6 separate regions of the Mus musculus genome follow, and all the other regions are linked to region 6. The links are chromatin loops, found by intact Hi-C in ENCODE. Cell type or tissue: heart. All regions are shown on one strand.

Region 1 (5,000 bases), 78 kb after region 6:
GGTGAGCAGATCACAGTTCTTGGCCCTGTTCTAAGCTTCTGGACTTAGTAACTGTTGCTGCTGCACCCTGCTCTACCTCTTCACCCGTCCGGGCCCCAGGCTCAGGTCCCTGCTTCTCATGCTGTAAATTCCTGGGGTTCAGAGCTTCACTCTGGAACTGCCTGCTTCCTGCTCAAGCTTGAGTTCTCCAGCCAGGCTCTGCTAAGGATGTGGCTGGAGGGGCTGCCGGACAAACAGGGTGGTCCAGCACCCAGAGGCTGATTGTCACCACAGCCCTTGTTATAGCAACCCCACCGGTGTGTTAAAGTGTGTCCTCCAGAACAGAGCTTGCAACCCTGCAACGCTTTCATTGGAAAAGATTAAAATAGAGCTCGTGGCCAAAGAAGCATGGCCACTGCCTGTCTAAGCTCTTTAGACAACTTAAGAAGTCCTGCAGTGAAGCCTCCTGTTGAGCTCTGCTTTTCCCAAGTGGCTGTGACTTTGAAGACATCTCTATGTGGTGCATTCCCTGTACCTGGGAAACTAAGATAAGCTCTTCCTCAGATGATCTGCTCCAGCCTCAGCCCACAAACCTCTTATATACACCCAGGCCACACCACCCCCAACCGTGGAGGCAGAACCCAGCCCACGCTCAGCAACTGAACTGGCTTTCCCTACACCTGTTCCTGGTCACCCAGAAGTCCTTACTACCTGTGCCCTGCGGCCTGGGAGAGAAATAGCAGGAGAGAGAGGGAGGTGAGGATGCTGTGCAAGGTATGGGAAACCTTGGGTGGGTGGAAGGGAAGGGAAGCGAAGGGACACAGCTCTGCTCTCGGACACCGGAGACACACTCTGTTGGCACATCCTGCAAGATCCCTGGGGACTCACACAGAGATCACAGCCACATGAATAGAGTTAAATTGTTAAATTTAACTCTACATAAAGTGTAGGATGGTGGAGGCCAAGCTTGTTGGAGAGAGAGAGAGAGAGAGAGAGAGAGAGACAGAGAGAGAGAGAGAGAGAGAGAGAGAGAGAGAGAGAGAGAGAGAGATAAGAGTTGTAAATTAGTTGCCCTTAAATTGATCCGTCAGGCTAGAGCTGTATGCTACTACTTATTTAATACTACTCATAATGACTTGGTAAGCCAGACTAGCTTCAAGCTTGTATTCATAGATCCAGGCTCCAAAATTCTGGGATTTTTAGGTATATACCACTATGGCTGGTCCTATGTATTGCTTCTAAAGCAAGACATTTCTCATGACAATCTGGCTTCTTCCTTATGGTCAGACAGTGGGTGATCGGACAACATGAGGTCCCCATTCCCACCTGCTAACGACTGGCTGTTGTTAGAAAAGGGATGCCTGCCCCTTGCTCCCTATCAGCACCCAGGGCTCAGGAGGCAATCGCTCAGATTTCTCGCTGCTCTAAGGCTTTCCAACTTCCTCCAAATATACTGCACTATGAGTTTAGTTTTACTTTTTGGGCTAGTACTAGTACAATTGAATCTAGATCCTGTGCTTGTTAGGCAGGGGCTCTACCCACATCTCTATCACTATAACTAGACACACCACACACACACACACACACACACACACACACACACACACACACACAAAATCAGGAAGAAAGGGGCCAGAACTCAGGGGACAACAAACAAGATAAGGGAGCAACAAGATGGCTCAAAGGCAAATTCCTTTTGTTGTTCTTGTTGAGACCGGGTCTCAGAATGTAGCCCACGCTGGCCTCAGACTCATAGCAATTCTCCTTACTCAACTTCCTGAATGCTGAGATTACAGTCACATGCTAACACATCCAGTTTACAGACTAATTCTTCCTTCTTTAGGTCCCACCCAGACGAGACACCATGCGCGTCCATTACCTGTGGCTCCTCTTGATCCTAGGTAAGTGCTGAGGCCCAGGCTGGTAGCTGGGTCTGGAGATATCAGTGGATAATGCAGAGAGGGGATGGACCTGGGGCATTGGAGGGGAACCGCAGAGATTCTGTGCTCCTGCTCCACCGTGTGTCTCCCCAGTGTCTCCCTCTCCTACTTCCAGTGGAAGTTCTCACCCCTCAGTAACAACTTCTGACCAGAGTTGTGGCCTTTAGGACACGTGGCTTCGGCTCGGTACAGCTCAGCAAATGATTGGACCGTTGACCATCCCCAAACCCTCTTTGCCTGGGAGGGAGCCTGCATCAGGATTCCTTGCAAGTACAAAACTCCACTACCCAAGGCACGTCTGGACAACATCCTCCTTTTTCAGAACTATGAGTTTGACAAGGCCACCAAGAAATTCACAGGAACTGTCCTGTACAACGCCACAAAGACTGAGAAGGACCCAGAGTCTGAGCTGTACCTTTCTAAGCAAGGGAGAGTAACATTTCTGGGGAACAGAATAGACAATTGTACCCTGAAAATCCACCCGATACGTGCCAATGACAGTGGGAATCTGGGGTTGAGGATGACCGCAGGGACTGAACGATGGATGGAGCCCATTCACCTCAATGTCTCGGGTAAGGCATGGGGAGACAGCCAACTGTTCTAGCGGCAGCAAAGAGGGACCTGCTCAAACCCTGGAGCAAACAGCCAAGGTGCCTATTTAACATATTAAAGAGGGCCTGGCACCAGATTCTCCCAGCATCCCTCAGTCCCTACCTATTACAAAGAATGGCTGGCTCCTGGCCCCCACTCTCTAGCCCATCTCCCCAGCCCAAGAGCCGGGCTGCCCCTCCCCCAGGCTCTTCCCTATATAATCCAGCCATCTGGGTAGCCCACCCTCTTTTACCTCTAGCCCATTTCCTTGGCTGCTGTACCTGGTTCCCCTCTCCCACCCTTCCTCACCTGGCTCGGGGTCATATCCACTCTGGACTCTCCCAGATGTGCCTGCCTCTGGCTATGTTCTCCCTTTTATCTACAATATAATTTCTCTTCCACCACACCTAGGAGCAATCATGTTCTTTCCTTTTTATTTCTCCTTTTCATTTGCTCACCAAATAGGAAGCTTTGATGCACACACACACACACACACTCACTCACTCACATAACTCTCTCACACACACACAGCCAACTGCAGCATGAGCAATTGTCCTACCTCAGGCTTTCTCTCCTCAGCTTGTGTCTGTTCTGGAATCCGTTGTCGAGGCTCTCAGGTTTTCTGAAGCTTTCCAAAGCAGAGAGAGGTCTGGATTTTCAAATCTCTCAGTGTGTTAATGACCAAATTCTTTTAGGCTAGAGGAGAGCACAGGGCTCAGACATGACCTCTAACAACAGCCAGGGGCCTCTGCCCTAGACAGTATCATCACTCCACACTAGAGCTGTCCATGCTGCGTCTCTTGGTGTCACATCATCTGTCAGATGGTCTGGCATGGTGGAGATTTGAGCCCAGGGCCTCAGGATCACCCCACTAAAGGAATGTTGTGCTTGGCTGACTCTAAGTCTGAGTCTGACAAACAAACACGTGCCACCAATGATACATGGAGAATTAAACCAATCAATCAATCAATCAATCAATCAAATCAAATCAAATCACCCTGGGTGATCCTGAGGCCATTAGGAACATAATGGAAGGAGAAAGTGAGAAACAAAGTCAATGTTAAACACAATTTCCCAGCAGGCTTGTGTTCCCAAGGCCTTCCAGAGTAGTCGAACTGACTAAAGAAAGGCTAGCCTTGAAGGGCTTCTTCTGGGGTCACATGGGAGAGGAGGCCTGAAGTCAGGGGTGGACAGCCAGTCTGTGTCCCATCTCCAGCAAGCAGGCCTCTCTCTTCTTTCCCCTTAGAGAAACCGTTCCAACCTTACATCCAGATGCCATCAGAAATCCGGGAATCCCAAAGTGTCACTCTGACCTGTGGACTGAATTTCTCCTGCTTTGGGTATGACATCCTCTTGAAGTGGTTCCTAGAAGATTCTGAGATCACCTCCATCACCTCTTCTGTCACCTCCATCACCTCTTCTGTCACCTCCTCCATTAAGAATGTCTATACAGAGAGCAAGCTCACCTTCCAACCAAAGTGGACGGACCACGGAAAGAGTGTGAAGTGCCAAGTCCAGCACTCCTCCAAAGTGCTCTCAGAGCGCACTGTGCGTCTGGATGTTAAGTGTGAGTCTCCGGGTGGGAAGGATGCTACCTGTCACCTTCTTCCTAAATCCTGTTGCGTTGTACCCAGGGTGGGAAGAGCCTGTGTCCGCTGAAGGTTTAGCTGTCAGTCACCTGTTTCTGCGGTGGCACAACTGTCTCTTCTGTTAGTCCTGTGTCTCAAGACACAGGTTCATTTTAGCCTCTGCCTTGGCCTGAACAATAAGGCAACCCAGTTAAGTGTGGTAATGCAGGCCTGGAATCGGGCACTGGGCAGGGGAGTAAAACACTGTGGTCTCAAAAACCAAGGGCTAGAGATGTAGCTCAGTGGTATGGTGCTTGCTTAGCACTTGTGAGACCCAGGACTAACCTCCAGCATCAATCAATCCATCCATCCATCAGTCAGTCAATCAATCAATTCTGAAGCCACATCATGCTTTGAGGATCATCTCCTTAGAGTTCATTGTTCTCCATACATGTAAGTTTTCACATCATTATTTTATGCTTCATTCACCCATTCATTCACCCACTGAATGAATATTTACTGTGGGGCCTGGCATGGTGCTACATACATTTAAACCCAGCATGCATGAGGCAGAAGTAGGTGGAGTTCTGTGAGTTTGAGGTTAGCCTGGTCTACATAGTGAGTTCTAAGCCAATCAGACCCTACCTTAAAACAAACACCCAAGCTTGTGAATTGATTGGGTGCCAGTCTTGTCTTGAATGCCAGCTTAGGCTGAGCACACAGGTTCTGCCTGTGTGGATTAACAGTTGAAATGGAATAGACACATAAGAAACATAGAACAGAATTGCCAGGAGGAGATATGTATATTAATAGAAAAAGAGGTCTGGGTAGATAACTCTGAATTTGTCTAGCCAATCTAATAAACCCCCTTTGAATTATTTTTTTTAAAGCTTAGTACTATGTGATATACTGATTATTCAAT
Region 2 (5,000 bases), 97 kb before region 6:
TCTTTGGGGGGGGAGCTGTTGCCATGGTGGCCCGTGTGCAGCAAATTCCTCCCGGGTGAAGTGGGAGATATTTATACCCAGGGTCAGGGAGAGAGCGGGCAGGCGGCCGAGGGCAGGAGAGCTGGGACGGCCTGGGTACAGAGAGACCACTGGTTGAGGTGTGTAGGGGCAGGTGGGGCTGGGCATGTCCTGCTGTATGTCGCCTAGTGTTCCCACCTATGTCCAGAGGCAGCTTGCTTCCCTTACAAGGGTAGGTTTTGAGACTCTGGGACCAGCTAACGGATGGGAGTAGCCTGTGGGAGCCACCCCATCCCCCCAGGACTCTGCCTCTCCCCATCTGTCTTGCTGCTGTGTATGCTGTGGTCTCCTGGTCCCTATTATTGAGTTGTTTTAGGGACATGGTTTTGGGTGAAGCAAGGGAGCCATTCAACTTGAATGGCTGACACTTAAGTCCTTAGGCCGTCCTTGACTTAACCCCACGGGTTCAGATCCTCTTTAGGAGGGAAAGAGAGCAGGGCAGAGGACATTTCTTGACCCTGGCTGACTCCCTAGGGCAATGGCATCTCCCGGCCACATCCTGGCTCTGTGTGTGTGTCTCCTCTCCATGGCCAGTGCAGGTGAGTCCAAAGGAGGTGCTCAGCATCTCAGCCATGTGGGTGGCAGAGGTAGGGAAAAGCCCCCCAAGAAAACCCAGTGAGAGACCCCAAACTAGACACTATGTAACAGGAAATCAGGGGTCTCCTAGGCAACAGCGGGGGTGGATGGAAGGTGGATTCCCGGGGTGACGGAAACATGAACAATCTGCAAGATATCAGGGTGCCGGACCAGTGCTGGAGGTTCCAGGACGCAGAGCAGGCTGGCAGCCTGCCAGTGGCTCAGTAGCACCTAAACTCCCAGTCCAAGAAGATCAGTGGTGCCCCTGAAGGGCTCCCTTATACTTTCCCCTGTTACAGACCCCAGGAGCTACTCTAACGCTGCTCTTTATTTCTCTTTCTAGAAGCTCCACAGGAACCGGATCCATTCACCTACGGTGAGGGGAAGCTACTGTGGGGTTTGGAGAGAGGGCCTGCGTGTTTCTATTCCCTCTCTCTGTCTCTCTGTCACTGTCTCTGTCTCTGTCTGTCTCTCTCTCTCATACACACACACCACATCCTCCACTCTCTCCTGCTCTAGTTGTCTTAGACCCCCTTGCCTGTTTGTTTGACCCCCCCCCCGTCTCATTTGAACTGGTTTATCAGTATCAGGTACCTCAACCTCTACGACCCCCACTTTCAGCAGCATCCTCCTCTCCATCCTTTCCCTCTTCCTACCACCTCCTCCCTGCCTCCTTCCTCTAACCTGTCCTCTCCTCCCCTCTCACATCTGTCCTTTCCCCTTCTCTCTCCTCCTCCTTGAGCTGCATACTATACTCTTCCCCGCTGGTCACCCTCCTCCGGGGCTGTCCACAGATTACCACACCCTGCGGATCGGCGGCCTCACTATCGCTGGGATCCTCTTCATCTTGGGCATCCTTATCATCCTTAGTGAGTGTCTGCACCTGTCTTCTCCATCCCGCCTCCAGCCTTCCCTCCCCAAACCCCACTCCCAGCAACACATGCAGCCTGTGCGCTATTCACGCCCAACACAGGCTCAGTCTCCAACCACTTCTCTTAGGTCCCACCCTGACTCCAACCTCTCACCGCACAGACCCCACCCCCACCTCAAACCACGCCCCTCACCTCCCACCCAGACCACGCCCCCACACCCTACCCTTCTTCAGCCGCGCCTCAGGCCCCACCCCCTGCGGCCTCCCCAGTTTGGAGGAGAGCCTAGGGATGCGGGAGCGAGAGGGAAGCTCAGCCTATACCCTCCCACTCCACAGGCAAGAGATGTCGATGCAAATTCAACCAACAGCAGAGGTGAGTGGTCCCTCTGGGCCTCCCTCGCTCCTTCCGCAGTGGAGAGGCGGTTGGGGCGAGGCAGCAAGTGCACCCATCCTGCAGTGAACATGTATTAAGCGCTTAGTGTGTGTTAAACCCTAAGACAGGCTCCTGGGCCGGAGCGATGGTCAAGCTCCCTCTCTGCCTGGCCTAGCGCCCAGCCAGTGGGGGCGCTGGGCTCCCACCAGCCCCGCAGATGGAAACTCAAGCGTGGTGAGGCGAAGCTGGGCAGAAGCAGCCGCGCTGAAATGAGATCACCTCACAGGGCGGCCCAGTTTAGCTCCAGTCCCGATCCTCGCGCAGGATTCCTCTCGAAATAAACCTTTAAAGCGCAGAAAACGTAGGCATGCCTTCTGCGTGCTAAGATGATCACAGATGCCTCCATGCCGACCCTCTGGCATGCTTGAGTGCGCACTACGCGCCAGGTGCCCGATTCCTTCTCTATTATGTACTCCTTACCCCACCCGGATGAGGTGCGCTCCATCATCAATCCCATTTTGCATATGAGGAAACTGAGGCACGGGGCGGTAAGGTGACTTAGGGTCACTCACTGGACCCAAGTCCCAAGTCTCCCAAGACGCTGTGACCGTCCCTCTCCCAACAAAGTCAAGTACCTTCCCCAATATCCCGGAGGCCTTCACCCGTGACAGGCTGGGAGCACCTCCTGCCGCACCCCGAAACAGCAGCCGGGCGCTCTTGTTTCTGACGGACCGCGTTCATATCAAGTCCACGGTGGGGGTCGGGAAATAAGGCCTGCATTAGGGGGCTTCTCGGAAGCGGCTGCCTCTCCTGGTCCATCCGAATTCCTCTATCTGTTCCTTTTTAGAACTGGGGAACCCGACGAAGAGGAGGGAACTTTCCGCAGCTCCATCCGCCGTGAGTTCGGGGATACTGCGGGGTTTGTGGGGCAGCTGTTTTCAAGAGCCCCCTCTTCTTGGACTCAGAATGGGTTTGGCGGAGAGTTAGCCCTGGTTGCAGACTCCCCCTTACCCCAGAACTCTCTGCGTCCCTCTCAGGTCTGTCATCCCGCAGGCGGTAGAACCTCCACCTGACTCCAGGAAACTCAGCCAGGTTCTGCAGTTGATGGGAGGAAGGAGGGAGAGGGGTTTGGAGGGAGGGAGGCAAGGGGCCCAGTGCCAGGGTGGGATAGTGGCGAGAGCTTGCCACTTACTCTTTTCACCCCCGCAGAGCCCCCTTAGCACCTGACACCTCTCCCCACCCAGATGCTCGCCTGTGACCACCCCCAGCGTTCCCTGCATCAGCCCTGCCTTTCGGACACCCCTTGCTGCTCAGACCTCTAATAAAACTCGGTTTTCCTTCTTGATAGCGCTTGGTTGATATCAGTGCCTCTTGTGCGAAAACTCGGGAGCCCCCTTGGCCCCGGCAGGGGGCGCCCCCACCCTTGGGGAAGGGGCGGGGACGTCAGCAGTGGGCGGGGGCGGGGGCGGGGGGATGGCTTGGACGGGGGCGGGCTCTTCGGGCCCCCATTGGCTATAGGCCCCCACTCTACCAGGGCTCCCCCCACCTTACCCCACCACATCAGTCTGTCCTGCTTCCAGCTGCTGCAGCCGCGCCTTCGCTGCCTCAGCATTCAGCAACCCCCTGCTCAGGCTCAGCATGGCCACCCCAACCCAGAGCCCCACAAACGGTGAGCGTCGCTTGGGGAATGGGTGCTAGGAAAGAGGTGGGGGAATCTAGGAGCTTAGGGGACAGGATGTAGGAAGAATCCCATACGGAAAGGAAGACGAAGGGGAGAGAATCTGCCCCTATCATGGGCGGAGGCCCATGAGCACATTCTTTGACATCCCTTGGGGTTTCTTGAGCACCCTCTCCCAGGAGATATCCTCCCTGTGCGGGACCTATGATTAGAGAGTGACAGTCCCAAGAGAAAGGATGCGCGGACAGGTTGCCATGGCAACCGGGTGCCTGGTCCAGCACAGCGGTGGAAGAGATGGGGTTTAAAGGTGGGAGCTGAGGGATCTGCAGCCAGAAGAGGTTCTGGAAGACTTCAGCACTCCGAGATGGGCCAGCTAAGGGGGGATTCATTATCTCATGTTTGCCTAGTATAGTGTGGATATTTACTAAATTCCTTGACAGGCAGACATGCTAAGGGACAGAGGGACGATTAAAGGGAGAGAGAAGAGGGTGATGGTGGTGGTGGTGATGGTGTGACCAGAGATGGACTAAGAACGCCTGAAAGAGACAGAGACCAAGAGATACAGGAGAGACAGAGGCACAAAAATCCAGGTAGCAAGCTTTCAGAGACGCATAGTTGGGAGGAGACAGACAGACAAACAGATGGACAGACAGAGGAAGGAAGAAGGGCTGAGATAGAGGAACATAGACAAGTATGGAGGGAGGGGGAACGGGTGGGGCTGCAGCACTGCAGTGAACCTGCATGGTGGGGATGGAATGTTGGGGACCCCCCTCCCAGCCCACATGCACTTATGGTTTCATCCTGGAGATACATTTGTCTCCCCGCATCCAGCCGCACTGGGTTTACACTTCACACCCATTAACCCAGATTTGCGTTCATGTTCACGGGCTTAAACACTCTCTGACTCCGTGGTTTCCTGATCTTCCCCCTCTGTGTGTGGTCCTCTGTGGACGAGCTAGGGGGATGCTTGAACGAGGCTGGGTGGGGGGCAGGGCAGAGGACTGGGGGTTGCTGTGGAGTCCCTGATGATGGAGGAAACCCTAATTCCACTCTTACAGCACCTTTCCTCTTTCCCAGCAGGCGGGGTTGGGGGAGGGGGACTGCTGTGCGGAGCCCTAGCTGCAGATTCCCAGGCAGGGCGCGCGGGGGGGGGGGGGAAGAGGGGCTGCAGAGTCTGGGAGCCACCCCAGAGAGAGGGGGTAGGGCTGAGCCAGCAGGTCTGGCGGGAGCCCAGGGCTTCTTTTCGCAGAGGTGGTGGTTAGCAAGATCGATGGCAGCAGACGGGTAGAGGTGGGAGGGCAGATGCCTCGCCAATCCCCTTCTCCCTGTCACAGGCTGACAGGGGACCGCAGGACTTGGGAAACCCCGGGGGAGGGAAAGCTCGGGTGCATTCTTCTTCCCCAGCTTACAGAAACAAATTAATA
Region 3 (5,000 bases), 290 kb after region 6:
TATCTACCACTTATCTTTCTTTCTACAGGTAAGATTTTGCTATTGAGACCTGGCAGGCATTATTTTGAGACAGGGCATCACTATGTAGTCCCAGAACTGGCTGTGTAGACCAAGTTGGCACTGCATTTACAGAGATTGGGAGATCTGCCTCAGTCTCTCAAGTGCTGTGATTAAAGATGGTCGCCACAATGCCTGGCTAAATCTAGCTTTCTCACAGGTTTATCTACCTACTCTTCTGAGGCCTTCCTTCTCCTATCCCTTGGTACTCGGCAGAAGAAAGAGGCAAGAGGCAGACTTTCCCACAATCAATCCCTGTGAGGGTACAAGAACAAAGTTGTCACAGCACCACACTTCCTTGGCACCAACTGTCTAAAAACAGCGCGACCACGCCCACCTCTTGAGAGTAGCCAATCAGGACTGGAGATGTCCTTACAGCCATTGTGAAGAATGTCCTTTGACTGCGCAGCTCTTAGGATTCTGGGTAGGGCCCGGGGAAGTTCGGTGGATCTGGGTCTCTATTTTCAAGACACCAGGATCTGTCATTGAGTGAAAAGATCATGGATACAGACGAACAAGGAGCCCCAGGTAGGAAGCCACTAGACCGTCCACAGACTCCAGATGAACTGAAATTTTACGCTCGGAATTATGTCATGCTGGCTCTCTTGGCGATGATTCTTTTCCTACCCTTTGGGATATTAGCCATATACTTCAGCATCCAGGTAAAAGTATCCCCGCCCCACCCCCCGCCCGCCTCCACTGCTCATCCTATCCTCTGCTTGCCACCTGCAACTGTTTGTGTCCTAGGTCTTGGGTCGGGCTCTTCCCACAGTGGCTATAGGGCTCCAACCCTCCTTCCAAGAGCTTCTTGTCTCAGAAACCCATACTCATGCTCCTACCCTTACAGACCAACGAAGCCAATAAATGCAGCAACTGGGAAGACGCCTACCGGAACTCATCTCGAACTATGTGGTTTAATATGTTGGCCATAGTAGCCTTTGTAGGCATCATTTATATACTTGTCCTAGTCCTATGAAAGCTACACATCAGCATCTACGGGCTCCTCCCCCAACAGACATGCTCACTTAGACTTTGACCAGCCATCAAGAAGAAACTCAGAGCTTCAGAAATGCCCTTGCCAAGAAACCCACCAACCAAAAAACTCAACATCCAAAAAACGGCCCCAGGCAGGCCACCTGACTACACTCCACCAGTTCATTCTCATTTGTCTTCCACGGCTGTCTAAAAGCATCTTGGAAGTCCACATCTCAAGTTCTAAATCTGCATAAGCCACTGAGCTGCTCTTTCATGAAAAAAAAAAAAATCACATTTCTGAGCCCAATAAAATTGAAGGGAATATCCCGGCTTTGCCTGTGTCTGGGTGTAGATGTTTCTCTGGATCAATAATAGTTTCACTGGAGCTATGTTGGCTTAGACCCTGTGAAAGTCAGACTGCAATAATGGTGCCAGGCTCTGTGGCACACATTTATAATCCCAGAATTTGGGAAGCAGAGACACTTACAAACACACACACATATTTTTTAAAATTGCACGTCTTTGATTTCCTGAACCTGTTTTTGTTGTAAAGTATACATAATAATTCATAATAAGATGGGAGTGTGTTTAGGAATCTGAATGTGTGTTTACTCTACATGACTTCCCTCTCAAGCTGAGGTGCTGGGCTTTTGGTGTCTCAGAGCAGGAAAAAAACAAAAAGCAAAAAACCAGAAACCTTGGCCACGTGTGCTGTCACATGACTTTAATCTCAGCACTCAGGAGGCAGAGGCAGGATGGATTTATGAGTTTTAGACCAGCCAGAGATAGTGAGTTTCAGGACTGCCAGGGCTGTGTAATAGAAAAACCCTATCTTGGGCTAGCAAGATGGCTCAGCGGTTAAGAGCACTGACTGCTCTTCTGAAGGTCCTGAGTTCAAATCCCAGCAACCACATGGTGGCTCACAACCACCCATAATGAGATCTGACGCCCTCTTGTGGTGCATCTGAAATCAACTGCAGTGTACTTAAGTATAATAAAGAAATCTTTGGGCCGGAGCAAGCATGGACTGAGAGAGCGGGGTTGACCAGAGTGAGCAGAGGTCCTAAAAATTCAATTCCCTTCAACATGAAGGCTCGCAACCATCTGTACAGCAATAGTGTACTCACATACATGAAATAAATAAATCTTAAAAAAAAAAAAAAAAGGTTCTTTGGAGCAACTCCCTTCTGTGTTTGGCAGTTCAGTTCACAGGTCGGCAGCAGCAGCTCCATCCACTTGCAAACACTTCACAGATACACTAGCAGTCCAGTTCAGTAGAGTCTGGATAGCAAACGAGAATCAGTAGAGGTGGCACTACCTAGCAGAGACAGCCAGGCCTTGAACCCTCTGGCTGCACAAGTATAAGTTTGGATCAGCAAACCCATGTAAAAGCCAGGGATTGTGGCCTGTCTGTATCCCAGGAGGAAGGCACAGATCCTGGGAACTCACTGGGCTAGTTTAGTTGGCAAGCTCCGGGTTCTGTGAGCTTTGTCTAAAAAAAAAAAAAAAAAAACCTAAGTTGGCCGACAGTAGAGGCAAATACCTACTGATGACCTCTTACCTCCAAACACTCACAGGCTAGCACAGGCACACACCCACTAACACAGATGAAGTTGCTGTTAACTACCAAAAGGTGGCAGTGTTGCTCACCTACTTGTCAAATCACAGCTGTCTTGTTTTCTTGTCCAGGGTTCCATAGCTGACTCAAGTTTCCCTCTTTTGCTTCATTCTTCATAGTACCACAATTGGTTTCTCTGAGTAGCCCTGTCTGTTCTGGAATTTGCTCTGTAGACCAGGCTGGCCTCGAACTCAGAGACCTACCTGCCTCTTCTCCCTTCCCAGTAGTGGGTTAAAAGCACTCCCTACCATGCCTGGCCCAAGATCTCTCTCTCTCTCTCTCTCTCTCTCTCTCTCGCTCTCGCTCTCGCTCTCGCTCTCACACACACACACAACACACACACATTTATCTAGATGATATAAATATATAGATGATATATAGATATAAAATTTATGTGTATGAATGTATGTCTGTGTATGTGGTGTCTGCTGGGGCCAGAAGAGGCCATTGGATCCCCTGTAATTGGAATTATAGGATGTTATGAGCCACCTGACATGGGTTCTGGGAACTAAACTCTGGTCTTTTGCAAAAGCAGTTTATCAATCAGTCTAGCTAGCTAGCTAGCTATCAATCTATTAATCAATCACTATTAATCATCTATAATTACCTATTATTTATCACCTATCTATCATGTGTATTTGTGTGTGTGCTTTGAGACAGTCTCAGACCTACATAGCCCAGGCTAGCCTCCAACTTGATTTGTAGTTAGGAATGACCTTGAGTTGATCTTCCTTACTCCACTTGCTGAGTGAAGGATTACAGTAAGCACAACCACAGCCAGTTTATGCAGTGCTCGGGACCGAACTCCAAACTTCATGCATAGTACACCAGCTACACTCCCTGACTCCTTAGCCCTGTGAAATCCATCCTTATTCTTGGAACATCCCCCTTCTTCTCTTACAAGTTTGAGTTGTCAACTCAAACTATGGGAGAGGTTCCTTGGTTTTGTTGATGGGTTTTGTATCTTCTGTCTGAGACCAGTTGATATTAGGATGTTCTCAGGGCCAAGGAAGGCTGAAATGAATGGGGTATTTATTAAAAGCTGAAAGACAGAAAGCAGTCCCATCGCCTGGACTGGTTTATATCAGCTACAGCAAGTCAAAGCTCAGTAGCCTGCAATCTACAGGTGATCCCTGGATGTCAGCCAAGTGAAAATCTGCTGTGACTAGAAACAGAAGTTAAAAATTTCTGGTAACTGGGGAAGGAAAGAAGTTCCACGACCAAGGAAAAGTTCCATTTTCAGGAACAGGCAGGTGTGCTTATGTGGATTCAAGTCTTGGGACTTCTTTGATTCCCTGAAGATTACGTGAATTTTTCAGTTCATAAAAGGAGGTATATTAGCACTACCATTGTATTAAAATAACAGTGTAGAAGAAGCAGTCAACAAGTATCTGCAAGACAGCAGAAATAGACACATGTCTTCAAGTCTTAGCAAAAGTATAAAACATGTTTCTTTAGTGAAAAGTTACATCTACAATCTGTTTATCTTTTAACACGAGGTCTGTGAGCAAGGCAAACCCATTTGTCCTCTGTTAATAAGAGACCTAGTAGCTTTAACTAGTTAATGAACTGACTGACGAACTGACACAGTGGGTGATTACCTGGATCAGGAGCTAGTTGCCTGTTGTTCCCTAGCTGACAAGCTACAGTTAGCCTAGCTGTCAATGTGATCAGAGAACTGAGAAGGATAAATTATAGTCTATATAACCTATGTATCCATTAAAAAGACAGAGACTAGTCCATAGTCCATTCCCTAGCCAGTCGTCTCAGACTGTCTGCATGGCTCTGGGAACAGAGGCAGTCATTGGACATTAGGCCCAAAGATGAGAGGCTTCTCTGAGGAGGAGAACATGGGAGAGACTGACCTCACCTTATCTAGGCAAAGTAGGATAATCAATTCTTCCATGTCTTGCTTGTCCAAAAGGGCTGAGCCCTAGCAGTGGGGCAGTCTTGCCCAGTGGTTAGCATTACCACAACCCAGATGGAGTCCTTTATACACCAAACCCCTGTGCCCATTATCTTCTTGGAAACCTTGGCAGGGGGTGTCACTGCTAGGATCTGGGAGTCTCTGTCAGTCATAATAAGTTTAAACATCTTAAATGACATATTCAAAAGATCTCTAACAGATTATAGCTGGTACCTACCAAACATACCTGAGTTAAACCATCCTTCTCTGCTTTTAGTGTTTATCATGACTATAAATATACTTCTGAAGATATTGAAGAATTTGATTATATTAACTTGCATTTTTTAATTATCCTCAATAGTTTACAGTAATTTAGTAAGCTTCATAAGATTAGAACTTCACATATTATAGCTGTTATGTTTAGATTTTTTTCTTTTACGTTTA
Region 4 (5,000 bases), 86 kb before region 6:
GAGGGGATGGAGAAAGGGTGAATCTCTGTGAATCCCATACCAGCCAGGATACATAGTGAGACCCTGTCCTAAAAGGGGGGCGGGGGAGGATGCTGCTGGGGAGGATGCTCGAGGCCCCAGGTCTAGTCCTCAGAAATACCTAAACTGCCTGCCCATAATCTCAGCACACTGGAGGTGGAAACAGGAGAACCAGGACTTCGAGGTCAGTCCTAGCTATAGAGAGCATCTGAGAGCAGCCTGGCCTACACACAAGACTGTGTCTCAAAAACAAGCAGAAGAAAGGGTTCTGTCTGGAAGGAAGTGCGGGGAGGAGGAAACTGGTGCAGAAGACAGAAGGGAGGGTCAGCGCATGGAGACAGGAAGACGATAAGATGGAGTGAGAAGGAGGAAAGTTTCGAGGGGCATCCATGGGAGACTTGTTTAAATTTTAGAGTTGTTTCCTTTCTAAGGACTTTTGGGGAGTAAAAACTCTCTTCCTTTTACAGTGTCTTACTGTAGTTCTGGCTGTGCAAGAACTCACTGTGTGGCCCAGGCCAAGCTTACACTCAGAGTCATCCTCCTGCCTCAGCCTCCCAAGTGCTGGGGTTACAGGTGTGAACTATTGAGGTGGCTTCCCATTAAAATCTTATGACAGCCAGGTGGGAGCTGTGCATGCCTTTAGTCCTAGTAGGAGACAGAGGCAGGCAGGTCTACAGAGAGTCCCATGACAGCCAAGGCTACACAGAGTAACCCTGTCTCAATGGGAGAAAAAAAATAAACTTATGACAACGAGTAGTGCTTAAAGAACTAAGTATAAATGGGGGAGACTTCATGAGAAAACTACATCATGTTTCATATATTCTTAATGAGATTTAAGAACATCACGGGTATCTCTCTGTGGTGCTGGAGCAGGATGGAAGGAGGTGTTTGGTCCAGCCTTAGCTGGGCAGAAGAACAAAGGTAGCCTGTCCTGGAGGACACCTGCTAGATGCCTAGGTTGTCTGGAGCATATGTAGAAAAGAAGCCTGGAGTATAGCATGAGGTGGGGGCTCTTCCAAGGAGACTTTAAGCCTCCCAAAACACTCAGGTCAGCCTTGGGTGTCCACCACAGCTGGATTCCCTTTCTCCATTGCTTGAGATGGGGCAGACAGTAGCTATGAAGATTTCCCTGCAGTGACCAGATATCAGGAGTCAGGAAGACATGAGGATCCCCCAAGAGCTAAAGGGCAGCCATCCTTGGACTCTGATTCTTTCCCTCCTTAGGTCAGTAACTTGAGTTCTCTTCTGTTCCTAGCCCCTGGAGGTGGCGGTGTGTAGGATCCTCTGCAGATTTCCACTGCTGTCCCTGGCCAGAGTGCAGGAACCAGAGGACCCAGAGAAGGCGGTGGGGACCCAGCCTGGCGCCAGGGAGTGTGCCCCCAATCAGCCGCCAGACCCACCCCAAGGCCGGAGCCAATGCACCCCGCTCTCCCTCCCCAGGCCTTGGCAACAACGATCCTATTTGTACCCTAGACCCAGAGACTCAGGCCTCCAGCTCCTGGGATCCAGGAGTCCATCCCCAGTCCCCTGGGATCCTAGTGTCCCTCCCTCCTGCATCTCCTGGTCTCCTTCTCCAGGACCTTCCCAGCTTCCCCTCAGGGTCCACATCTTGAGCTTAATAAATGTGCATTCGTTTTTTCCCCCCGTTCTGTCTGTGTATTGTCGTCTGTGGGCACCAGAGGACTGGGTGGGAGGCTGAGTTGATTGTCCTTTTCCCCCCTCCCCACTCCCCCCTCCTTCTCTTCCTCCTCCTCCTCCCTCCAGGGTCTCCTCCCTCTCATTACATCCTTCCTTCCACACCTCACCCAAGGGTCTTCCCTTCTCTGCACCTTGCCCCCATCTGCGTCCCTCAGATCCTCGAGTGGAGGCCACCGCCTTCAGTCCCCCACCATCCTCCTCCTCCCCAGCTCCCACCCCTGCCTGTGGGGCCTGGAAACGAGAGAGGAAATGACTGGGACGCTCTGGTCCCCGCCTGCCTGCGTCCGCGCCCGCCCGTGGCCACACCCTCCACCCTGAGGCAGCTCCCACGCGGTACTCTGACACTTCAGTCTGGAGATCTCCGGCTCAGATGTAAGTCCCTCTTTTGCTCTATTGCTCTGGGCCACACACGCAGGTGGGAAGCTGCTTGGGAGGAGAAGAGAAGGATCTCGATGCCTCTCTGCCTCGTATTCACTCTGTGGGCACCTTTTCTGCCTCAGTCTCCCTAGAGCGCCTCCATTGCGGGCAGACAGGTCCCTCTATGATCTGCCCATCACGGGTGCTGGGCGCGGTGGTGCCTGCAGGGCAGCCGGACACCAGCTCACTTTTTCCTTTGAGAGCAGCCCTGCGTTAGTCACCCTTCCTGTTCCCCTCCTGGCCCCGCTGCTCTGGGCTCCTGCCCTCGAGGGAGCAGACACAGCGGGCCACTGGCTTCCTCCACTCAGGAACCATGGGTCGGGAGGATCAGTTCCAGCTTTAGGAGGAGGGAGCGGCATCTTTGCCTCAGGGGTGTCAGGAAGCCAGGCTCGCCTGATGCTTCTGGCTTTCTTTGGGGATCAGCTCCTGGAAGAAGGGGATGGTGGCCTGAGACGGAAAAAAAAATCTCTCCCCAAAGGCAGATACCAGAGGGTCCTTGAGACCAGACGCCTGCTCCAAAGAGGCTGCGAGGGGGTGGGAGGGTGCGGAGGGGCTATGCCTTACCTTTGCCTCAGCTTGTCCCACAGATGTCACTGTCCAGTCGCCTGTGTCTCCTCACTATTGTCGCCCTGATTCTGCCCAGCAGAGGTAAGACACCACCACCACCACCCCTCGCCCCAATCCAGCTCCAGGAGGCAGCTAGATGGGTGATTGCAAAGCTCAAATACTGGGTACCATCTTCTCACTCTACTCCCTCGCCAACCCCCACCGAGTGAGCGAGCACCAGGAAGTGGGATTGGCGAGGCAGGCTCTGGGTAGCACCCTCTTTGGACACTTTTGAGCTCGGGTGATCCAGAGGGTCTGACTGGAGCCTGTCCTGCTGAGCATCCTCCCTTTCACCTCTGAGAAGAACTTGCTGAGTTTGACTTGGCTGGGAGATTGGTGTCAGTTTTCTACTCGGCCGCCAGGAAACCCCAGGCTCCAGGCAAAGCAGAACTGATGGGTTTTCTGAGAATACAGTTGGGCAAAGGGGTCCAAGCTGGGGCTCAGAGACCCTCACTCTGGCCTGGAAAGTACTTGTAAAAGTGCCCAGGTGGGTGGGCAGTTAGTTCTGTTCTGTGCCTCGCCATGCCCATTTTGTGGATGGAGAGAACTGTTGTTCAGTGAGCACACAAGGCGGGGTGGGGCACAAGAAGAAGAAGGAGCTGCTGATAAGCCCAATGAATCTGAGAGTCAGTAGAAGACTGGGTTGGGGTGAAATCGATAAGAAGATGTGGGACCAGGTAAAAATTGTGGGCTCTGAGCCTGCAGGGTCTGTCTGTCCTGGCATGGGTGTTCACGGGTGACTTCTGGCTGCAAAGGCTGCTAGGCATCTCGGGGGGGGGGGGGAGGAGACAGGGTCTAGCCCATGAAGCATGAGGAGCAAGCCCGTTCCCTCCTTAGCTGTCTGTCTATGGGGCAGAGAGCCCTGCTCCTTTACTAGCTCGTGCTTTTCAGATGAGGCAAATGAGTGGCTCAGGTCACGGAGCGAGGAGGAAGTGGTCGGGAGTGGAATGTGCTCCAAGGCCCTGGTTTACCCCAAACACCTGCACTCTCAATGAGGCTGTCCTGCAAGGGTGTGCAAAGGTCCTGCGGCAATAGGAAGACTTCAGTCACACTCAAGACTGTAGAGTGACCCAGTTAAAGCTGATTCCCCTGGGTCTTCAGTGGGTCTGGCGAGGTGGGACAGAAGACAGGAGAAGGGGGTGAGAGACTCCCTCCTGAACTCTCAGCCTTTATCTCCCCAGGGCAGACACCAAAAAAGCCCACATCCATTTTTACAGCGGACCAGACTTCTGCGACTACTCGTGACAATGTCCCAGGTAAGAAAAGTGATCGAGGGCTGGAGAGATGGCTCAGTGGTTAAGAGCACTGACTGCTTTTCTAGAGGTCCTGAATTCAATTCCCAGCAACCACCCAACCATCTGCAATGAGATCTGATGCCCTCTTCTGATGTGTCTGAAGATAGCTACAATGTGCTCATTCCCATGCATAAAATAAGTAAATCTTTTAAAAGAAAAGAGAGAAAAGGAAAGGAAAGTGATCAATGAAATTCTCACCGTGGACAACACCACCACCATGCTTAGACCAAAGAGGGAAATTTACATTTGTGTAACTGGGAGGAAAAAAAAATAGGGATAAAGATTCAATAATGGCTTGATCTAGGTGCTTAAAAGCTACTACGAGGAACCTAGTACCAACTCTTGCTTCCAGTTGTTCTATGTGGGGTTCAGTCATCCCAGCCAGCTAAAGCTCCATCTTGCTCTGCCATCAGTTGCCCTGTTTGATGTCAGAGGAGGAGGAGGAGTCTCCAACCAGGACCCAGCCACTGAGTGCTGGGCTGACAGGCACCCCTCCATGCCTGGCCCAGGAGTCCTGATTAGAGCAGGCAATAGTGGTTTGTGGTCAGGGAGGTTTGGGAAACTGAGTCAAACACCTTTTTTCCAGGGAAGGCGTCTGAGTCCTGCTAATGGGTGTGGAGGCAAGGGAGATCCAGGCATCCTACATGAGTGCTTATCAAGGAACCTGAATTCCTCTCATGGCCTCAACATGGACCATGTTCAACCATGAGGACCCCAGTTCAATCCCCAGAGCTGTTATATAAGGCCCGCCATAATGGCATGTGGTTGTAAACCCCAAGGTGGGGAGACAGAGGCAGGTGGATCTCCAGGGCTTGTCAGCTTAGCGTACTTGGTGAGTCCAAAGAAGATGAGAGAGCCTGTCTCAAAGAAGGGAGGGCAGGTGGCTCTTCAGGAAAGACACCGCAGAGTGAGTGCCTCTGCCCACCTTGCACACTGTATAGGCAGTTAAGAAAAACATCGAGTTGC
Region 5 (5,000 bases), 140 kb before region 6:
ACATGGCCTCTTGTCCCTCCTAATGCAAAGGTCAATCCCAGTTCTCTAGGATGACTGGGGGTGAAAGAAAAAGATTTGGGGAAGAGGTGTATACATTGGAAGATGAAGGTTCCATCCTGGTAGTGATAGGATGTGCTGGGGTTGTGTGGACGGTGAGGTGGCTGGATAGCTGTGTCCCATGAAGAACAGACTGGCTAGTGGGAACCGAACTGTATGCTCTCTCTCACAGAATACATCCAGCCAGTGTGTCTCCCTGCTGCGGGACAGGCCCTGGTGGATGGCAAGGTCTGTACTGTGACCGGCTGGGGTAACACACAGTTCTATGGTGAGTTCCAAGCAATACCAGCCAACACCACTAGGAGGGGCTGAATCTGCTCTGGGGGAGGTTCGGTGGACCTCAAAGAGACCCCCAGGCCATGGAGTGGGAACCAGGAGAAAGGGCTTGTTTCCTAATTCTGGTCACCTTACCCATGTCCCCTTAGGCCAACAGGCTATGGTGCTCCAAGAGGCCCGGGTTCCCATCATAAGCAACGAAGTTTGCAACAGCCCCGACTTCTACGGGAATCAGATCAAGCCCAAGATGTTCTGTGCTGGCTATCCTGAGGGTGGCATTGATGCGTGCCAGGTGAGGGACACAGTGGGCAGTCCCCAGGCCTGACACTGTAGAGAAGGAGCTAGGGTAATGGGATCAGGGGCTCCCCACTGGAGTCATGGAGGTCTCTAGTCAGGTGTCCCATCCCCCCATCACCAGGGCGACAGTGGAGGCCCCTTTGTGTGTGAAGACAGCATCTCTGGGACATCAAGGTGGCGGCTATGTGGCATTGTAAGCTGGGGTACGGGCTGTGCTTTGGCCCGGAAGCCAGGAGTGTACACCAAAGTCACTGACTTCCGGGAGTGGATCTTCAAGGCCATAAAGGTGTGTTGCTATGGCGGGGGACTGTCTGGGACCCTAATAAGGAAAAGTAAGAGGGTACTCTGGAGAACAGGTGGATTCCCATAGGCTTCTGGGGATGGGACAAGCGTCTGAGACCTTGGAAGCCTGTGGCTCTTTCCCTAGACTCACTCCGAAGCCAGTGGCATGGTGACTCAGCCCTGATCCCGCCTCATCTCGCTGCTCCGTGCTGCACTAGCATCCAGAGTCAGAGTTGGTCTGGTGGCTCCAGCCCCACGTGGTAGGCTCCACACTGGGCCTCACATGGAATGGTTTCCTGCTCAGATCCAGTCCACGGGTCCAAGGATGCTGGATCCAAGGACTTCTCTTCCACAGTGGCCGGCCCACTCAATCCCAGGGCCATTGGCCTCACCCTCCCACCCCATGTAAATATTACTCTGTCCTCTGGGGGGCGCTCTAGGGAGCCCCTTGTGCAGATGCTCTTTAAATAATAAAGGTGGTTTTGATTAATGGGTCTCTGCGTCTACAAACGGAAGCAGCGGTGTGGACATTTTGAGAGTAGCAGAGAGGACTGAGGGCCTAACACAAATCAAAAAGGGATTGTGACCCTCCCAGTCCCTACCCGTTTGAGAAAACATTTAAGCCGATCCTGGTGGCTGACTCCTGTAGTTCCAACACTTGGGAGGATCTTCACGAGTGAAAAGCTATCCTGAGCTACGTAGTGAGTTCCAGGCAGGCCAGTCTTGGCTGCAGAGTGAGACCCTATCTCAAAAAATAAAAGGAAGGTGGAGGGGGGTGCTAAAATGCCCGAAAGAATCTGACTTTAGGATTGCTCAACCCAACAACTCTCAAATTTCCTTCACTCTGCTAGCTTTCTGCAGACTTTCCCACAACCAGAAGAAACTCGTCCCATTTCTACATAAGTGAGGGTATGTGCAGTGGATCAAGTTCATGATGCCAGTGCGTGCGTGCGTGCGTGTGTGTGTGTGTGTGTGTGTGTGTGTGTGTGTGTGCGCGCGCGCGCGCGTGTGCGTGTGCACTCCTTTTATGAGAACACAAGAGCGGAGGGCGGGGGGGGGGGGAAGCCTGGGGAGACCCAGCTCTGGGTCAGAATTGAGTCGTGTGAACTTGTTGCATTTCCCTGTACCCAAAGTGGTGCCTGGGGCTGGGGGCTGGGGACGCGGGCTGGGCCTTCAGGATCCACATGAGCTGTGTGTGGAAGACTCTTCATAAGAAAATGAGGCGCTGTTTCCAGAGAAAGTGGACGTCAATGTTCGAGGGACAATAAATATGTCTGCTTATGGGCAACAGAAAACAAAACCTTGTGGGGCAGAGAGGGGTGAGTGGCAAGCCTTGTAAGTGCAGCTTGAAGGGCCGTCCCCTCAGAGACCCACCCCTTCCTGCTCTTCCCCTGCCTGCATCTGCAGACCTCTGTAGCAGTGTAGATGGCCACCAGAGGGAGCTGCAGCCCTGGCGCTTGAGAACTTAAGGCTCTTCCCAGACAGGCTGAAAAAGGCCGGCTCAGCGGGACAAAACACTCAACCTATGCCACTTCTCAAAATTTTAAACATTTCTAAATTTATTTTTGCTGGTTTTTTTTTCTTCTTCTTGTTTTGAGGGGGGGGGCTTTTCTTTTTCTTTTTCTTTTTTTTTTCTTTCTTTTTTTTTGGGGGGGGGGGGACAGAGTCTCACTATGTAGCCCTGGCTTTCCTGGAACTCACTGTGAAGATCAAGTTTCCTTTGAACTCACAGACATCCATTTGATTTAGGATTAAGGGCTTTGTCACCCGCATTCAGCCTTTTGGGGGGATTTGGTGGGTAGGAACCCTAACTGGTCTGGAACTCTATGTCACCCAGGCTGGCCTTCAGTGTGTGACAAACCAGCCTCAGGTTTGCCAGTGTGGGTTCCCAGCCTTACCACTGCCAGCTTAAGATCTTAACTGATAAATGTTAGAATACCACACAGCCTGTTAGCCGCAAACAGAAATATCTTCAAAAACACCCTGGAGGGACTCACAGTCCATTTGTCTGGGAAACATTCTAGCCATGAGCACCTGATCCCCCACAGCCTTAGTAAGGTCGATCTTCAACACTGTATTGCCTGCAAAGAGCCCCCCAGTCCTGCATGTCACTCACAGAACACCAATCCGCCACTGCCCCTCAGGGTTTTCCAACATTGTCTCGTCTGTGGCATTTTGGCGGGTCAATCAAATGTTGGCTTGCCAAAAATGCACAAGACTCCCCTAGCATGCTCAAAGTCCTGGGTTTGAATCCGAGCAACACACACACACAACTGTATACAGAGTTGGAGGGAGGCGACCATAAATGTCCCCTTCGTAATTGTCAGCTGAAAAAAGACACCATTCCTGTGCATGGTGCCCTGTGAAGGGTTTGAACAGATTTGTTTTGGAGGAAGGAGAATGCTTGTGCAGAGGGGACAAATGGAGAGGGCATGGCATGGCCCTGAGAGGTGGGAGAGGATTGTGGCCCTCCCTATTCTAAGGGATCTGGTAGAAATTTAGGCATGTATTAATTTATTTTCCATTGCTACAGTGAGACACCCAAGGGTGAATACTTTATTCAGAAATGGGGTATACAAGCTTGGGGGGATTGATCAGTGGTAAGAGTCCTTGGTGTTCTTCCAAAGGACCTGAGTTCAGTTCCCAGTACTCAGACTGAGAACTCCTGTTAACTCCAGCTCTGGGGGATACAGCGCCCTCTTCTGGTTCCAGGAGCACATGCACTCATGTACACACACACACACAAACACACACACACAGAATTAAGAAAACAAATTTTAAGAGGTGTAAGCAGGACAGGATGCAGCACTCAGGGTATTGAAGTAGAAGGATCAGGAGTTTGAGGCAAGCCTGGGATACATAGAACCTATCCCAAAACAGAGAGGGGAGAGAAGACTGTCTTCCGCAGCACAGTAGGCTGGAATTCCAATAGCAATGAAGCCCATGAACACCCACAGTGACCAGTAATGCTTCAGAGGGGCCTGTGGGGAAAAGATCACAGGAGTAGACTGCACTCAGCAGGGGCTAGTTCTGCCCTTTCTGGAATAAGCATTCTCTTGGGCCCCATCAGAATATATTGATTCCACTTCTGCTGGCTAGTGCTATGTCAACTCCACACAGGTTAGGGTCATTTGGGATGTGGGAACCTCAACTGAGAAAATGCCCTTATCAGACTAACCTGTGGAGAAGTCTGCAGCTCATTTCCTGGATTGATAATTGATATGGGAAGGCCTGGACCACTGTAGGCCATACCCATCCCTAGACAGGTCGTCCTGGGTGGTATAAGAACGAAGCTTGGGCAAGCCATGAAGAGCAAGCCAGTAAGCAACATTGCTCTGCTTCAGGGGCCTCAGCTTCAGTCCCTGTGTTCAGGTTCCTGTCCTGACTCCCTCGGGGATGGAGTATGAGCTGAGTGTTGTAAGATGAAGTAACCCTTTACTCCCCAAGTTGCTTTTGGACATGGTACAAATAGGAACTACTGCAGCAATAGGAACCCTAAGACACCTTTCTCCCAAACCCTTGCTCTGGGCTCTGCCTTTTTGTTTGCTTGTTTGTTTTTGTTTCTTCAAGACATGATCTCACTGGGTAGCCTTGGCTGTCCTGGAACTCACTCTTTAGATCAGGCTGGCCTTGAACTCACAGAGCTCTACCTGCCTCTGCCTCCCAAGGGCTGAGATTAATTGTTTGGGTTTTTTTAAAGATATATTTATTTTATGTATGTTAGTACACTGTAGCTGTCTTTAGACACACCAGAAGAGGGCGTCAGATCCCATTATAGATGGTTGTGGTTGCTCAGGACCTCTGGAAGAGCAGTCATTGCTCTTAGTCACTGAGCTATCTCGCCAGCCCCAAATGCTAGGATTAAATGTGTATGCCACCAGCTGGAAAAGAAGCTGCTGGCTGTCAGTTGCCATAAGTCAGCTGTCCTGGCACAGCTCTGACACTTGCTGTGTCCCCAGCAGCTCAGCCCTCACAAAGAAGCAGGCAGACTCCCTGGTTTGCCAGGAGAGATGGAGCCTAGCTGACAGAGCAGAACCAGGGGCTTCTTGGATGTAGCCCCTGCCTCTGAGAATGACACCTAGGGACTG
Region 6 (5,000 bases):
CCCCAGATCCCGTCAGCGATCCCACGATCCTCGGGATGCTGGCTTCAGGTCACGGGACCCTCAGTATGATGGGCGACTCTTAGAAGAGGCTTTAAAGAAAAAAGGGGCTGGGGAGAGAAGACGCGTTTACAGGGAGGAAGAAGAAGAAGAAGAGGAGGGCCACTATCCCCCAGCACCTCCGCCTTACTCTGAGACTGACTCGCAGGCCTCGAGGGAGCGGAGGATGAAAAAGGTGAGCCTAGACCCTTTGACTTCAGATCTTCAGGACGCCTCTTCCTCCAGCCCGTACAATTAACACTTTTTCTTTTCTCCTTTGCAGAATTTGGCCCTGAGTCGGGAAAGTTTAGTCGTCTGATCCCACGTTTTGTTATGTAGCTTTTATACTTTTTTAATTGGAATATTGATGAAACTCTTCACCAAGCCTAATAAAATTCCTGATCACAAGATCTAAGCCTCTTGTTTTGCTGCACGAGTTGAGAGGAGGGGGACCAGCAAAAGAAGCGGCCAGACAGGCCTTTAGCCTTCTTCATAGCCAGCCGCCTAGAGTACGTGCCCCTTGCCGCCTCCGCCCTGCCCCGCCCCGACGTGCGCATGCGCCTTCGGGAGCGCGCGAGCGCGCAACCCGGCTCCCCAACCTCCGGGCTCCTATACGACCTACTTTTACAGTCTTCAAACCCTGTGCCCCGGCGATCTGAGCCCCGCATCCGTGTTGCCGGCCTTCCAGCCGGGCCTGCGTTCCAACCGGTGGTGGTCCCGTGTAGAGTCCCCGGGCCTATGTGTGTGTACGCGCCCGGCCGTCACCAAAGACAGACAGCGCGCGCGTTCCCTAGGGCCTGCCCTCTCCCGCGCGCGCGCGCGCGCCCGCCCGCCCCGGGATCGCGCCGTCGCCGCCACCGCGCGCGCGCAGCTCCAGTAAAGGAGGAAAAAAAAAAAAAAAAGGAAAAAGAGAAGGGGGGGGGGTGATAGAAAGCGGCGGCAGCTGCAGCCACAATCCGCCGCCGCCGGACCGGGCTAGGCCGGGCGGCGGGCGCGGGAGCTGGCGATCTGGGCAACAGGGCGGCCGCCATCCGGGCAGGGCCCTGTTGAAAAAAAAAAAAAAAAAAAAAGCTCAAGTCGCGGCGGCGGCGGCGGCGAGCGCTCAGGGAAGCAGGCCCCAGGCCGCGTGCGGCGGGCCGGCGGGCGGGGGGCAGCTGAGCTGTGGCCCGGAGCCTCGCACCGCCCGGAGCCGGCGGCGGGCGGAGGCGGCAGGAGGAGGCGGCAGCTGCAGGAGTAGCGGCGGCGGCGGCGGCGGCGGCGGCGGCATCTCCTCCTCACATGACCCCACTGTTTGTCCCCGTGATCAGCGCAAGCGGCTCCCGTGTCTCCTCCGTCCCCTCCTGCCGCGCGGCGTGAGCGCCGGGCTCGGGCCCCCCCGGCCGCCCGCCCCCTCCCCTCCCTCCCCTCCCCTCCCCCCCGCCCCCCCCATGGACATGCTGGACCCGGGTCTGGATCCCGCTTCCTCGGCCACCGCTGCTGCCGCCGCCAGGTAAGCGCGCCGACAGCTCGCGCCCCTCCGCGCGCCCTGGGCCCCGGCCCCTCGAGCCCCGCGCGCAGGGGCCGCCATGATCCCGAGCGGCCTCTGGGCCCGGCTCAAAATGGAGGCCGCGGGGAGGGGATCCGGGCGGCCGGGGCTCGGCAGCGGTGCTGACCCTAGCGGGGGCCGGGCCTGGAGGGCGGGCGGCGGGCCGCTGCGCCCCGGCGAGGGGTGCGGGCCTCGCTGACCCCGGGCCCTGCCCCTGGTGTGCCCCCGCAGCCACGACAAGGGACCCGAGGCCGAGGAGGGCGTTGAGCTGCAGGAAGGTGAGTGTTTGCGGGGGCCACGGGGGCTGCGGCCCGCGCCGGGGTTGCAGGCCGGGGACGCCGGGAGGCCCCGCGCGCCCGCTGAGCGTGCCCCCTGCCCTGCTGCCCCCACAGGCGGGGACGGCCCGGGGGCTGAGGAGCAGACGGCGGTGGCCATCGCCAGTGTCCAGCAGGCGGCGTTCGGCGACCACAATATCCAGTACCAGTTCCGTACAGAGAGTAATGGAGGCCAGGTGAGGCGGCCGTGGGCCGGGAGCCCGGAGGGCCAGCGCCGGGGTGAGCTGAGGAAGGGCAGACGCGTGCGGCGGGACAGGGAGAGGCTCCGACCTGTCCCCCACTCGGGCCCCAGCGTCGGTCTCGTCGCTCTGCCGCCCCCTGCAGGTGACATACCGCGTAGTCCAGGTGACTGATGGTCAGCTGGACGGCCAGGGCGACGCGGCCGGCGCCGTCAGCGTCGTGTCCACCGCTGCCTTCGCGGGGGGGCAGCAGGCTGTGACCCAGGTGGGTGTGGACGGGGCAGCCCAGCGCCCCGGCCCTGCCGCTGCCTCTGTACCCACAGGTCCCGCAGCACCCTTCCCGCTGGTAGGTGGCCCGCGACTTATGGGGAGGGGCTGGGGAGGGGGAAGGCCCAGGGGGTGGGGTGTGTGACACACACATGATGTTCTCTGGGCTGGCCGGCTGTGTAAGGTCTGGTCAGAGTTTTGCACAGGCGTTGGATAGGGTCTTTTGGAGTTACTTTTCATTGCAAAACTGGAAAACTTCTTAGAGGAAAGAGTAGAGCTAATGATGGTTGAATGGTGTCAGAGACGAGATTCTGTACAGAATGGCACACACAGTAGGCTACGCCCTTGCCTCACCGTATAGTAAACAAACACCGATACCAGTAACAAAGATGGCATAGCAGGGGTGGCTAAGGATGGCCTATGTGTACTCCTCCCTAGGCTGTAATTCAAAATCCATTCAGCAATGGTGGCAGCCCGGCGGCCGAAGCTGTCAGCGGGGAGGCACGATTTGCTTATTTTCCAGCATCCAGTGTGGGCGATACCACAGCTGTGTCTGTTCAAACTACAGACCAGAGCCTACAGGCCGGAGGTAAGGGGAAGGAAGGGTTCTGAGGTAAAGCTAGGGAAACCATTTAAGCAGTTCCAGCTTGACCCATTACTGATGTTCGCTGCACATTCCCTGCAGGCCAGTTCTATGTCATGATGACACCCCAGGATGTGCTTCAGACAGGCACACAGAGGACAATTGCACCCCGGACACACCCCTATTCTCCGTATGTGCCAGTCCCATTGTTGGAGCCAGAGGGAAGGGAGGGTTTCAGGGCTGGTCAGCATACAGCAGGAGTGGGGTATGGGTTTTATGAGCTTCTGCTTCGGAAGTATCAGTTTAAATTTTTTTCATCTATTTCCACCCTCTCTTCACGGGGATTTGCTTTGAAAGATAACTGTGAAGAGCTAACCCAATGGTAGCCTAGCATTCTGCGAAGCCCTGGGTTCAATCCCCAGTACCTTAAAAACAAAGGTGTTTGTCAAGTCTGATAGCTTGGTAAATGCTGTCGTTTCCCCTTCTGCTTTAGGAAAATTGATGGAACCAGAACTCCTCGAGATGAGAGAAGAAGAGCTCAGCACAATGAAGGTAAGGATGGCGGAGTGCTCCTGGGTGCCTTGAGCCCATTGCCTGACATGTCCAGATGCTGGAGACGTGCATGCTGAGTGGTTAGGTCAGTGCTGATTGGCGGAGGACGGCAAGATGTTGGGAAAGATGGAGGGCGTGCATTCAGTTTGGCCAGATATTTCCTCTTGCCCGCCTATGATTTTGATTTGATTTGTTGGCCATCCTCTTGAAGTGGTGGACCCCAGATCTGCACATGGGGTTTGACCTCATGAGCAGGCTTCCATTTCTACCTGGGCAGCCTCTGGCCAGCTGAAGCCAGAGCCTCCTACCCTTCCCGGAAGCTCCATGTTCCACCCTGAGGTCTTTTGTCCTTTAGTGCTGTCCTTTGGTCTCCCAGCCTTGATAGGTCACCACTGCTAAGCACATAGCAGCCCTCAGTGTAAGGTAGTTCTAATACCCAAACAGCCATCACTCAACAAATATTTACTGACCCTGGATCCCAGGCAGGGCAGGGCAACACAGCACAGGCCCTGTGCCAAGTCTGCAGCCTGGCCTAGGGAGTCCGTCAGAATTGTGAAGGACAGCTTGTGGCTAAGGGATTGCTAACGTGCTGAAGTGAGGTCACCCCAGGAAGATTTTTCCAAGAACTTGGCCAGTAGAGGGACACACAGGCTGATGAAGAGTCAAGTTCTTTCAAGGGGATTGTTTGCTTGTTGCTAAACTTCTGTGCACACTCTTTAAGAATGAGCCAGGGTGAAGCCTCAGATGTCTAGACAAGGCCCTAAGACTTAGGAGTGCTTTGATGTCAATGGTGGGGGCCACTGCTGTTCTAAGTGGCAAGTTCAGACTTTCAGCCAATAAGTACATACCTATACCAGCTCCCCATCTAGACCTCAAGTACACAGAGAGACAAGGTCTGGACTCTCACCACTCCTTGGTAGGAGACAAGCTGCACATATTGCCATGTGCCCCCAGCATGCCGGAGTACTGGAGGAGAGGAAGCTAAGCAAGAGGAGCAGACTTGTCAACACGAGCTTCAGAGGCCTCTCTCGGGGATCTGGGGACAGCACAGACAAGTGTCTAGGCCAGGGGCAGACACACTTTTAAGTTTGAGGAAGAGCAGAATGGGGAAGGGAAAGAGGAAGCTTCATCCTAGTGCTGAGGGGAAACCTACCAGGCTGGCTCACGCGGGGTCTCTAGGAGCTCTTCCCTAATTGGTTTTCCTGATCCTGGGGATGTAGTCTGACCACGGGGAAACCCTCATGGGGCCTGTGTGTGGATGCAAACTGATAGGATGATGAGGAACCGAAACCCAAGAAGTCTGTATTAGTCCTGTATCTGGGAAGGGAGAGGCCTGGTCTGAGGTGTCGGGATTCAGAGGATGGGCATACGGAGCCAGATTCGGGGGGATCTGCTAGGTTGAGGCCTAATGCCTAGGTCAGGTGGCTTTGAAGGAAAGGGTAAACTGAGCCTTGAGGTTGTTTTGGATGTGATTTGGGGACAGTTAGATGTTTCTCTAGTGGGTTATTCAGGCTGTGACAGCT

What was found. A loop is a pair of places that touch in the nucleus more often than their neighbours do. Peaks named below come from ENCODE experiments on the same cell type or tissue, not always from the same donor. Only the 100,000 strongest peaks of a DNase experiment are listed, where the experiment ranks them.
Region 1: it touches region 6 in a loop (2.3-fold over the local background); 4 of 42 quality-filtered maps call a loop at or near these places.
Region 2: a loop joins it to region 6, with 2.6 times the contacts of the local background. A loop is called at or near these places in 7 of 42 quality-filtered maps.
Region 3: a loop joins it to region 6, with 3.0 times the contacts of the local background. A loop is called at or near these places in 2 of 42 quality-filtered maps.
Region 4: it touches region 6 in a loop (2.6-fold over the local background); 7 of 42 quality-filtered maps call a loop at or near these places.
Region 5: it touches region 6 in a loop (3-fold over the local background); 6 of 42 quality-filtered maps call a loop at or near these places.

The regions. Positions count from the first base shown.
Region 1 is chr7:30,874,930-30,879,929 of GRCm38, reverse strand. It overlaps Cd22 (CD22 antigen), which reads left to right. Exons shown (of 16, transcript NM_001043317.2): 2 at 1; 3 at 590-735; 4 at 1,823-1,880; 5 at 2,087-2,491; 6 at 3,757-4,077. The coding sequence starts at 1,844. Among named protein-coding and RNA genes, the nearest start is that of Cd22, 2.9 kb to the left of the region's middle. In heart, no CTCF peak of the experiment used is centred here; no DNase peak of the experiment used is centred here; H3K27me3 peaks cover 333 bases.
Region 2 is chr7:31,049,923-31,054,922 of GRCm38, reverse strand. Fxyd7 (FXYD domain-containing ion transport regulator 7) reads left to right here and starts at 3,469. Exons shown (of 6, transcript NM_022007.1): 1 at 3,469-3,567. The coding sequence starts at 3,537. It overlaps Fxyd1 (FXYD domain-containing ion transport regulator 1), which reads left to right. Exons shown (of 8, transcript NM_019503.4): 2 at 553-617; 3 at 998-1,030; 4 at 1,449-1,523; 5 at 1,862-1,898; 6 at 2,746-2,795; 7 at 2,936-2,990; 8 at 3,108-3,245. The coding sequence ends at 2,958. The region is part of intron 2 of Gm38984 (a long non-coding RNA gene); the gene reads right to left. In heart, CTCF peaks have their summits at 2,087 and 3,290 (motif pointing right); DNase peaks (open chromatin) are centred at 692, 1,822, 3,062, 3,622 and 1 weaker place; H3K4me3 peaks cover 4,564 bases; H3K27ac peaks cover 2,455 bases; H3K27me3 peaks cover 3,511 bases.
Region 3 is chr7:30,667,085-30,672,084 of GRCm38, reverse strand. It overlaps Pmis2 (PMIS2 transmembrane protein), which reads left to right and starts at 480. Exons shown (of 2, transcript NR_027849.1): 1 at 480-585; 2 at 905-1,363. In heart, CTCF peaks have their summits at 1,999 (motif pointing left) and 2,660 (motif pointing right); no DNase peak of the experiment used is centred here.
Region 4 is chr7:31,039,178-31,044,177 of GRCm38, reverse strand. It overlaps Fxyd5 (FXYD domain-containing ion transport regulator 5), which reads left to right and starts at 1,847. Exons shown (of 9, transcript NM_008761.4): 1 at 1,847-2,088; 2 at 2,721-2,781; 3 at 3,921-3,995. The coding sequence starts at 2,721. It overlaps Fxyd7 (FXYD domain-containing ion transport regulator 7), which reads left to right. Exons shown (of 6, transcript NM_022007.1): 6 at 1,274-1,663. The coding sequence ends at 1,296. The region is part of intron 2 of Gm38984 (a long non-coding RNA gene); the gene reads right to left. Mir7050 (microRNA 7050) reads left to right here and starts at 3,861; the gene lies at 3,861-3,920. In heart, no CTCF peak of the experiment used is centred here; DNase peaks (open chromatin) are centred at 1,467, 1,987, 2,347 and 2,887; H3K4me3 peaks cover 1,299 bases; H3K27ac peaks cover 931 bases; H3K27me3 peaks cover 4,371 bases.
Region 5 is chr7:31,095,131-31,100,130 of GRCm38, reverse strand. Hpn (hepsin) reads left to right here. Exons shown (of 14, transcript NM_001110252.2): 11 at 230-325; 12 at 483-625; 13 at 752-916; 14 at 1,058-1,406. The coding sequence ends at 1,096. Among named protein-coding and RNA genes, the nearest start is that of Hpn, 18 kb to the left of the region's middle. In heart, CTCF peaks have their summits at 342, 1,356 (motif pointing right) and 2,340 (motif pointing right); DNase peaks (open chromatin) are centred at 340, 690, 900 and 2,340; H3K4me3 peaks cover 821 bases; H3K27ac peaks cover 700 bases.
Region 6 is chr7:30,953,221-30,958,220 of GRCm38, reverse strand. It overlaps Usf2 (upstream transcription factor 2), which reads left to right and starts at 1,418. Exons shown (of 10, transcript NM_011680.2): 1 at 1,418-1,525; 2 at 1,793-1,839; 3 at 1,954-2,072; 4 at 2,221-2,421; 5 at 2,781-2,931; 6 at 3,028-3,115; 7 at 3,419-3,477. The coding sequence starts at 1,464. Lsr (lipolysis stimulated lipoprotein receptor) reads left to right here. Exons shown (of 10, transcript NM_017405.2): 9 at 1-232; 10 at 320-451. The coding sequence ends at 355. In heart, a CTCF peak has its summit at 2,183 (motif pointing left); DNase peaks (open chromatin) are centred at 620, 1,360, 2,030, 4,600 and 3 weaker places; H3K4me3 peaks cover 2,960 bases; H3K27ac peaks cover 2,640 bases.